2 separate regions of the Homo sapiens genome follow, and region 1 is linked to region 2. The links are chromatin loops, found by intact Hi-C in ENCODE. Cell type or tissue: dorsolateral prefrontal cortex. All regions are shown on one strand.

Region 1 (4,000 bases), 140 kb after region 2:
TGAGGAATGGACTTGAAAGCAAAGAAAAATAGTAATGGATTTTATTAAAGATATAGAAGCTAATGGTGGAGACACAAAGAAGGGAGTGGTCAGTTCTACCTGGAGGGCTGAGGTGTTCTGGGAAGGCTTCCTGGAAGAGGAGACACTGGGACTGATTCTTGAAAGGCCAACAGGTGTTTGCCAGATAAGAGAGTTGGAGGTGGGAATTGCAGGCAGAGCAGACCCTGAGAGGTGGTAACAGCACAGCATGTCGCATGATGGTGCTGTGACAATGGGGAGGCAGGAGAAGCCCTGCAAAGTGATTGTTCCAACGAGAGCTCAGACACCATCCTGAAGTTTGGGCTTTACCTTTCAGGTGACAGGGACCTGCTGAAGGGTTTCAAGCAAGAAGAAGAGACATAGTGAGATCTGGGATTTTGAGGTCACTCTGGTGGCAGTGAATGGCAGGGAGGTGAATTAGAAGCGGGTGGAGCTGGAAGAAGGGAATATATTGCCATGGTCCCTTGAGGAGTGGATGCAGGCCTGAGTGGGACATGGTGACAGGAACAGAGCTGAAGGATGTAGAGATGGGCTCTGAGGGACTCCATGGCTGCTTGGATGTGGGCACAAAGGACAAGTAGGCAGGAGGCTGCGTCATGTTGTGTAATGAGTGGCGTAGCCTCTGGAGCCAGCTGGCCTGGGTCCAATTTTAACACTCACTAGCTGTGTGATTTGGGCAAGTTACTTAATTTCTCTGAGCCTTAGTTTCCTCATCTGCAAAATGGGGATGATAATAGTATCTGTCTTCTAGTATTGGGTTCAATAAATTGATCTATATATGTATATGTATATATAGGTATATATGTGTATGTATATGTGTGTGCATATGTGTGTATGTATATATAATATACATATATAATATATGTATATTATATTATGTAATATATCATATAATATATAATATATAAATATATAATATATAAGTATATAATATAGATTATTATATAAGTATTTCATATATATACAATATACTTAGAACAGTATCAGCACATGGTAAGCCCTACATAAGCAGGGTTTCTCAATCTCACAATATTGACATTTTGGACTGTAGAATTTTTTTTTGTTGGGGGCTGTCCTGTGTGTTACGGGATGTTTAGCTGCATTTCTGGACTCCACAACTAGATACCAAAAGCACCCCCCCCAATATCCCTCCTCTCCAAAAATATTTCCTGGTATTGCCAAATGCTCCCAAGTCCCCAGGGAGGCCAAATCACCCCCAGCTGAGAACCACTGCTATGTCAATGTTATTGCTCTTATTACTGGGCAGAGATAATTCCAGGTTTCCGTTGGATGGTTGTCTGGAGGTGACGAAGCCCCATGCCCCAAGACCCGCAAACAGGAGAGGGAGACGCATGTTGGACAGTTTAGGCTAAATGGACTAAGACCACATCCACACCAAAATTGTCTTTACAAGAGTTCTGATCCTACTTAAAAATAGTTGTGCTGATTGGGAACAGGAGTGCATCCTTTCCACAAAACATTCTTTTTTAAGTAAATACTGTCTATGAGAATGTTTTCATGTTATTGTTGCAGCTCAAAATTCTGTTTATAAGAATTTAGAATGATTTGTTTTCCATGGAGGCCTGGCAATGAAATCTAATTAAAAACCCCAATCATAAGTCCCCTTACCTTAAGACTCCCTGGGTATGGGCGCTGCAGAACCGCTAGATTCCCGCACAGTGAGCCTGTTCTGCTGACCTCCGTTAGACTTCTGGGGCCCCCATCAGTGGGGAGAGAGGGGGACCCAAAGCTGGATTTGCCACTTTAGGACCCACCGTTCATGACTAACCTGCCATTGGGGTCTTCTGGTGCCAAATTAGAACAGCACCAAGGAGCTTCCCCCGAGGGACCATACCTGCCAGCCTCCCCGGCCACCACAGCCTCTGCTTCCAGAGGCACATGGCCAGCTGCCTTCCTCTTCTCCCTGCCTTTCCCTGGCCTAGGAGATGGCAGGGAGGGAGAACCGAAGTTTAGGTGAATTTCTAGAACCAAGCCCTGGGCCCCATTTGCCTTCAGCACCTCTTTCTCTAGGTCACATTGGAAGGACTGGGGAGCCTTCTGCAGAGGTGGGGCATACACTCCTTAAGGTCATCTCTCTACCTGGCACAGTGCCCTTGCTTGGGGCTATCATAACATCTTCCAGCAACCCTGGGAGAAAGACTGGTGTCTTATGTTGCACCCAGCTTCCTAACAAGGCTGAGAAAAAAAAAAACCTTGATTTTGTAAATTGAGGGTAAAAAAAAATGAGTTTATATTTCCAACACGTCTTTACTCTGATCTCCTATAAAAAGAACCGTAGTAAGACGAGTGTGACGCTATCGCCGTTCCCAGTTCCTCAAATACCCTTCGTTCCAAGTTCTTCCTGCCCACAGCGTCTGGCCCTAGCTGGCTCCGGCGGGCTTCAGATGACTCTAGTTAACAGGAACTGTGTTTGCATTCTATTTTCTGCTGCTGCCCTGACCTGTCCTGTCCTGTTGATTAATAGACTTTATTAGAACATCCTCATTGTATTACATTTTTCATATCTGAGATAAGCTATAAGAATGGATTCAAGCATGAGATGTTTGATGCTTGGAATTCTTATTGTAGGCACTGAATAGGCGTGGTAACAAAGATAAGGAATTTAACTGAGTGGGTGTGTTCTGAAGTCACTCACAACCTTTCATTCATTCATTTACTGAACAAGCATTGACTGAGTGCCCCCTACGAGCCAGGATAGAATCAAAATGGGGCTGTGTTTTGAATGAGAGTCATTTAGGCTAATGTAAAAGAAAACATCAGCTTCCATAGTTTCCCCAAAGGGCATTAATTTGTGGATTTTTTTTTTCTGGAATTTTTAACAAATAAGATGACACCATGGTGCAAGAGAAAATGGGCTGTAATTTCTGGTTCTGTCTGAGAGTCATCTTCTTCCCTGCCAGCAGCTTTTCTTCATAGACACAGCCAGCACTCCACTTCCAGGCCGCTACATATGCACGTTTCAGACCTGAAAGCGTTTCTTTCCCCCACACTGTGTGATTTTAGGTGGATCATCTGCTCACTATCTCAGCCAACAACACACTTCAAAGCAGAGATGAGAACATTGCAGGGGGTAGAGAGTGAGGAGGCTTTGGCTTCATTAACAGCCAGTGGGAAGTGGAAAAGAGTGTCCTCCACATTCCCGTCCAGTGAGGTCAGCACCTTTGAGTTGTTCCCAGAATAACCGTATTATTCTATTACAAAAGAGACTTGCCAAATATTTACACTTTTCCTCTTTAAGGGCTGTGATTTATCTTTTTAAAATTCTTATTCTTGCTAATATACACATAACAAAATTTGCCATCTGAACCAGTTTTAGGTGTACACAGTTCAGCAGTGCTAAGGATATTCACATTGTGCCACAGAGCTCCACGACTTTTTTCTTGCAAAACTGAAAATCCATACTCAGTAAACGTCTCCCCATTGCCCCCATCCCAAACCCTGGGAGCCGTCATCCTGCTTTTTATTTCGATGAGTTTGACTGCTTTAGATACCTCATATCTAATACCACTTGGTATTTTACACAGTATTTGTCTTTTGGTGACTGGCTTATTTCACTTAGCATAATGTCCTCAAGGTTCACCTCTGTTGCAGTGTGTGTTAGAATTTCCTTTCATTTTAAGGCTGAATGGTATTTCATGACATGTTTATACCACACTTTATTTATCCATTCATCCATCGATGGACACTTGAGTTGCTTCCACCCCTTGACTATTGTGAATAACTTTGCTTAGAATATAGGCCTAAAAATATCTCTTTAGAACCATGCTTTCATTTTTTGTTAGATATATACAGTATCCAGAAGCAGAATTTCTGGGTCATATAGTAATTCTACATTTAATTTTTTGAGAAACCTCCATGCTGTCTTCCACAGCAGCTGGACCCTTTATATTCCCTCCAACGGTGCACAAGGGTTCCAATTTCTCCACATCCTCAGAAACAC
Region 2 (4,000 bases):
ATGAAACAACTCTTATTTAAAAAGCATTTAAGCCCTTTAAATACTTCAACTCATTTATTTCTCCTAACAGTATTATTATCCCTATTTTATGGATAAGGAAATTGAGGCAAAGAGAAGTAATTTGCCCAAGGGCATTCAGTTAGAAAGTGAAGCTGTGATTCAAACCCAGGCATTCTGGTGCCAGTATCTATTCTCCTAAGTGGCTTTGCTCCCTGCAAATAGTACTATTGAGTTATATGTGAATTTTCAAATCTATGTAATCAGAGAGAGAGGGAGAGAAACAATTAAAAGTGTAGGCAGTTGTCTGCCATTCTCCTCAATTATCAATGCCCTGGAGGGAGTGTGCTATCTGAGCTGCCTTGGTCCATCTCAATTTCTTCTAGTTTCTCAGACTCTAATGGTGCAAAATCTTGGTGCACTGAATTTCATTCTAGTTTAAAGATACGTATTTTTTCATGCAGCACAAATCCTTAAATGCAAGCCAACTGCTTCATCCTGTGCTCAACTAAAAAAACAGCTATCTGTTCCAGTGCTGGAAGAAAAGCTGGTGCGTGGGACTTCCTGAAAGATGAGATAGATGTGACTCCACTTATTATTATTTCTACTGTTTTTCTTTGTAAATGTATAGTACTTCGGGGCCATATTGGATCACACGGGCTATCCTGGGTACCTAATCATCATTGAAAGCATCGTACCGCATTCTTTCACCTCCGCGGCCAGGTGCCTTTTGCTGCCTGGTCTCTTCTCAGCTTGCCCTGATTTCTCTTCTTTCACTTGTTCTAATGCCAACTCATCCTTCAAGACCCAGCTTGAGCAAATATCAGCCCTCCTGGAAGCCTTCCTTTGCCCACTTTGGTTGAATTGCGTGCCTGACTGTACTTCCATAGAATGCCTTACTCTGCATGGTCAAGGTTGGCTAACTTGTCTGGTTCCTTCACTGTTAGGGTGAATTCCTTGAGGGTAGGGTGGTGATTTTCCCCAGAGGCTAACTCATCCCCTGGTTCCTGATGGGCTTTGAACAGTGTCTACTGAGTGAATATGGAGAATGTTTCAGCATGTGCTGGCCCTCGGTCTGGGATTTCTTTTCAGTCTCCAACACACACACACACACACACACACACACACACACACACACACACACACACACACACACAGCAATCCAAATTGTATTTCTGCTCCAGCCCTGAGCTCCAGCATCCACTTGCAGGTCTTCCTGCTGCACATGCTCACCGCAAAACATACTTCCCCTTCCCTAAGATACATCACTCAAGTTATTGCAGGCTGTCCACCTCCTGGAGACGGAAACTCATCTGCTGCCCCTCCCCGCACCTATCATGGCATTGAGCGTCCAGTAGGTACTCAATGTTTCTTTAACAAGTGAACAAACAAAGGAGTCAGTGGACAATTAGAGTTTTGAGTTCCCCGAAGCACTTTACAGAAAGTCAAGACTCCCGTTTGTGGCCAAATGCCGTGATTACCTCCCAGGGCCAGGAAGTATGAGGCAAGACAAGTGACAAGGACACAAAATTTATTTATTTATTTATTTATTATTATTATACTTTAAGTTTTAGGGTACATGTGCACAATGTGCAGGTTAGTTACATATGTATACATGTGCCATGCTGGTGTGCTGCACCCACTAACTCGTCATCTAGCATTAGGTATATCTCCCAATGCTATCCCTCCCCCCTCCCCACACCCCACAACAGTCCCCAGAGTGTGATGTTCCCCTTCCTGTGTCCATGTGTTCTCATTGTTCAATTCCCACCTATGAGTGAGAATATGCGGTGTTTGGTTTTTTGTTCTTGCGATAGTTTACTGAGAATGATGATTTCCAATTTCATCCATGTCCCTACAAAGGACATGAACTCATCATTTTTCATGGCTGCATAGTATTCCATGGTGTATATGTGCCACATTTTCTTAATCCAGTCTATCATTGTTGGACATTTGGGTTGGTTCCAAGTCTTTGCTATTGTGAATAATGCTGCAATAAACATACGTGTGCAGTGAAGGACACAAAATTTAAAAGTCATTCACCTCGGATGCCAACCCTGCCCTTACCCAGGCCTGAAAGTCAGAGTCTCCTTAAATTGAGGGCCCTGAGTACCTCGCTTGCCTCACCCTAATCCCAGGCCTGTCCCCATTCCCTCCTTATATAACTCAAGCCTCTCGATGTAGGCAAAAGAAATCTAACATATACTTATGTGTGGGGAAAAAATAGTTTTTCTCCTACTATACTCTCACAACACAACACAGAGACTTCTGTGACCAGATGTGTGGGGGTTTTCTCCACCAACAAGCCAGCAAGCAGTTCTGCAGCAGATTCTCTGGCAGACACCAGCTGAATGTCCTCTAACTCAATTCAGTTCAATTCAATTCTGACACTATCTACCTGGATAACATCAGTTACCACAGGCTCAGGGCTCAGTCCTGCAAGATATCCCACACTGCAGATGCCAGTCACAAGTCCAGGCCTCTGCAATGTCTGAACAAGCAGCTATAAATCAGAGTGCCCATGATTCCTCTGGTTTGATTAATTTGTTAGAGCTGCTCATAGAACTCAGGGAAACACCTTACTTATGTTTACCCATTTATTAACAGGGTATTTTAAAGGATCCAAACCAACAGCCAGATGAAGAGATACGTAGGGCAAGGCACATGGGAAGAGGCACGGCGCTTCCATGCCCTCTCAGGGCACACCATCCTCCGGCAACCTCCGTGAGTTCAGCTAGCCAGAAGCCCCCTGAATCCCTGAACCCAGTCCTTTTGAGTTTTTACAGAAGCTTCATTACGTAGGCATGACTGATGGAATCATTGGACATTGGTGGTCAGCTTATCCTTCAGCCTCTCTCCCCTCCCTGGAGGTTGAGGGGTGGGGCTGAAAGTTCCAACCTTCTAATATGCCTTGGTCTTTTCCGTGACCTATCCCCATCCTGAAGCTACCTGGGGATCCCAGCCACCGGTCATCTCATTAGCATACAAAAGACACTCTTATCACCTTGGAGATTCCAAGGATTTTAGAAGCCACATGCCAGGAAACCTGGACAAAGACTATATAAATACATCTTATTATAAATCGTAATAGCAAAACTTATTAAGCAAAAGCTGGAATTTATTGTCTCATATAATAAAGCCACAGAAAAGGCAGGACAGGAAAATGGCTTAGGAGCTCCTGGAAGCAGGAATTCCAACACTATCAAAACACTCTGTTTCTCTTCTCCATTTTCCTCACTCTCAGACCAGCTTACTTCATATAGTAGACAAATTTGCCTATAAACTTTGCACTCACATTCTAATACTGCCTCAGCCAGGAAGAGAAGCCACTTCTCTTTGCAAGCTCCAATGCGAAAGACCTAGGGAAGGGGCCAGAGGCAGGAAGTGCTCTGGTTGGCTCAGCTTAGATCCCGTATCTCCCCGTGTAACCAGGGTCTGGGGTCCATTACTAGAGGAAAGGACGGGGAGGTAGCATAGATCATGGCCCCAGGAAAATCCTTGTGACTAAAAGACCACCAGAATTGACTCTTACCAAGCTCCTCCAAAACACAGACCTCTGAACTGTCACTGTGATCTAGTGGTAACATCATTGCCCAGTTCCCTTAGGTAGCTTGCTGGTGAAGTACTGCCAATCTTCTAAGCACCCATCCTCCTCTGCCCTGAGCAACCCCTTGCCAGGCTGAGAGCCACTAATGAGCAGACAAATGTCACTTAGAGAAAGGAGTGGGTTCTCAGCCTCTAGCTCTACAGCAGTGGATATCTTTCAACCAGGGGACAAAATCTAGCCCCCCTCCTAGGAGACATTGGACAATGTCTGAAGACATTTTTGGGGTTGTCCCACTTGGGGAGTAGGGGGCTGCTGGCATCCAGTGGGTGGAGGCCAGGGATGTTGCTAAACATCCCACTGTGCACAGAGTGGCTTCCCACACCAAAACATCATCTAGCCCAAATTGTCAACAGCGCTGAGATCAAGAAAACTGGCCCCACAGGAAAACTCTTACAA

The links. Peaks named below come from ENCODE experiments on the same cell type or tissue, not always from the same donor. Only the 100,000 strongest peaks of a DNase experiment are listed, where the experiment ranks them.
Region 1: it touches region 2 in a loop (5-fold over the local background); 1 of 110 quality-filtered maps calls a loop at or near these places.

Annotation. Positions count from the first base shown.
Region 1 is chr4:25,813,049-25,817,048 of GRCh38, reverse strand. All of the region lies in intron 9 of SEL1L3 (SEL1L family member 3), which reads left to right. Among named protein-coding and RNA genes, the nearest start is that of SEL1L3, 48 kb to the left of the region's middle. In dorsolateral prefrontal cortex, no CTCF peak of the experiment used is centred here; a DNase peak (open chromatin) is centred at 2,402; H3K27ac peaks cover 1,629 bases.
Region 2 is chr4:25,954,826-25,958,825 of GRCh38, reverse strand. No RefSeq gene overlaps it. Among named protein-coding and RNA genes, the nearest start is that of SMIM20, 43 kb to the right of the region's middle. In dorsolateral prefrontal cortex, no CTCF peak of the experiment used is centred here; a DNase peak (open chromatin) is centred at 2,307; H3K27ac peaks cover 1,172 bases.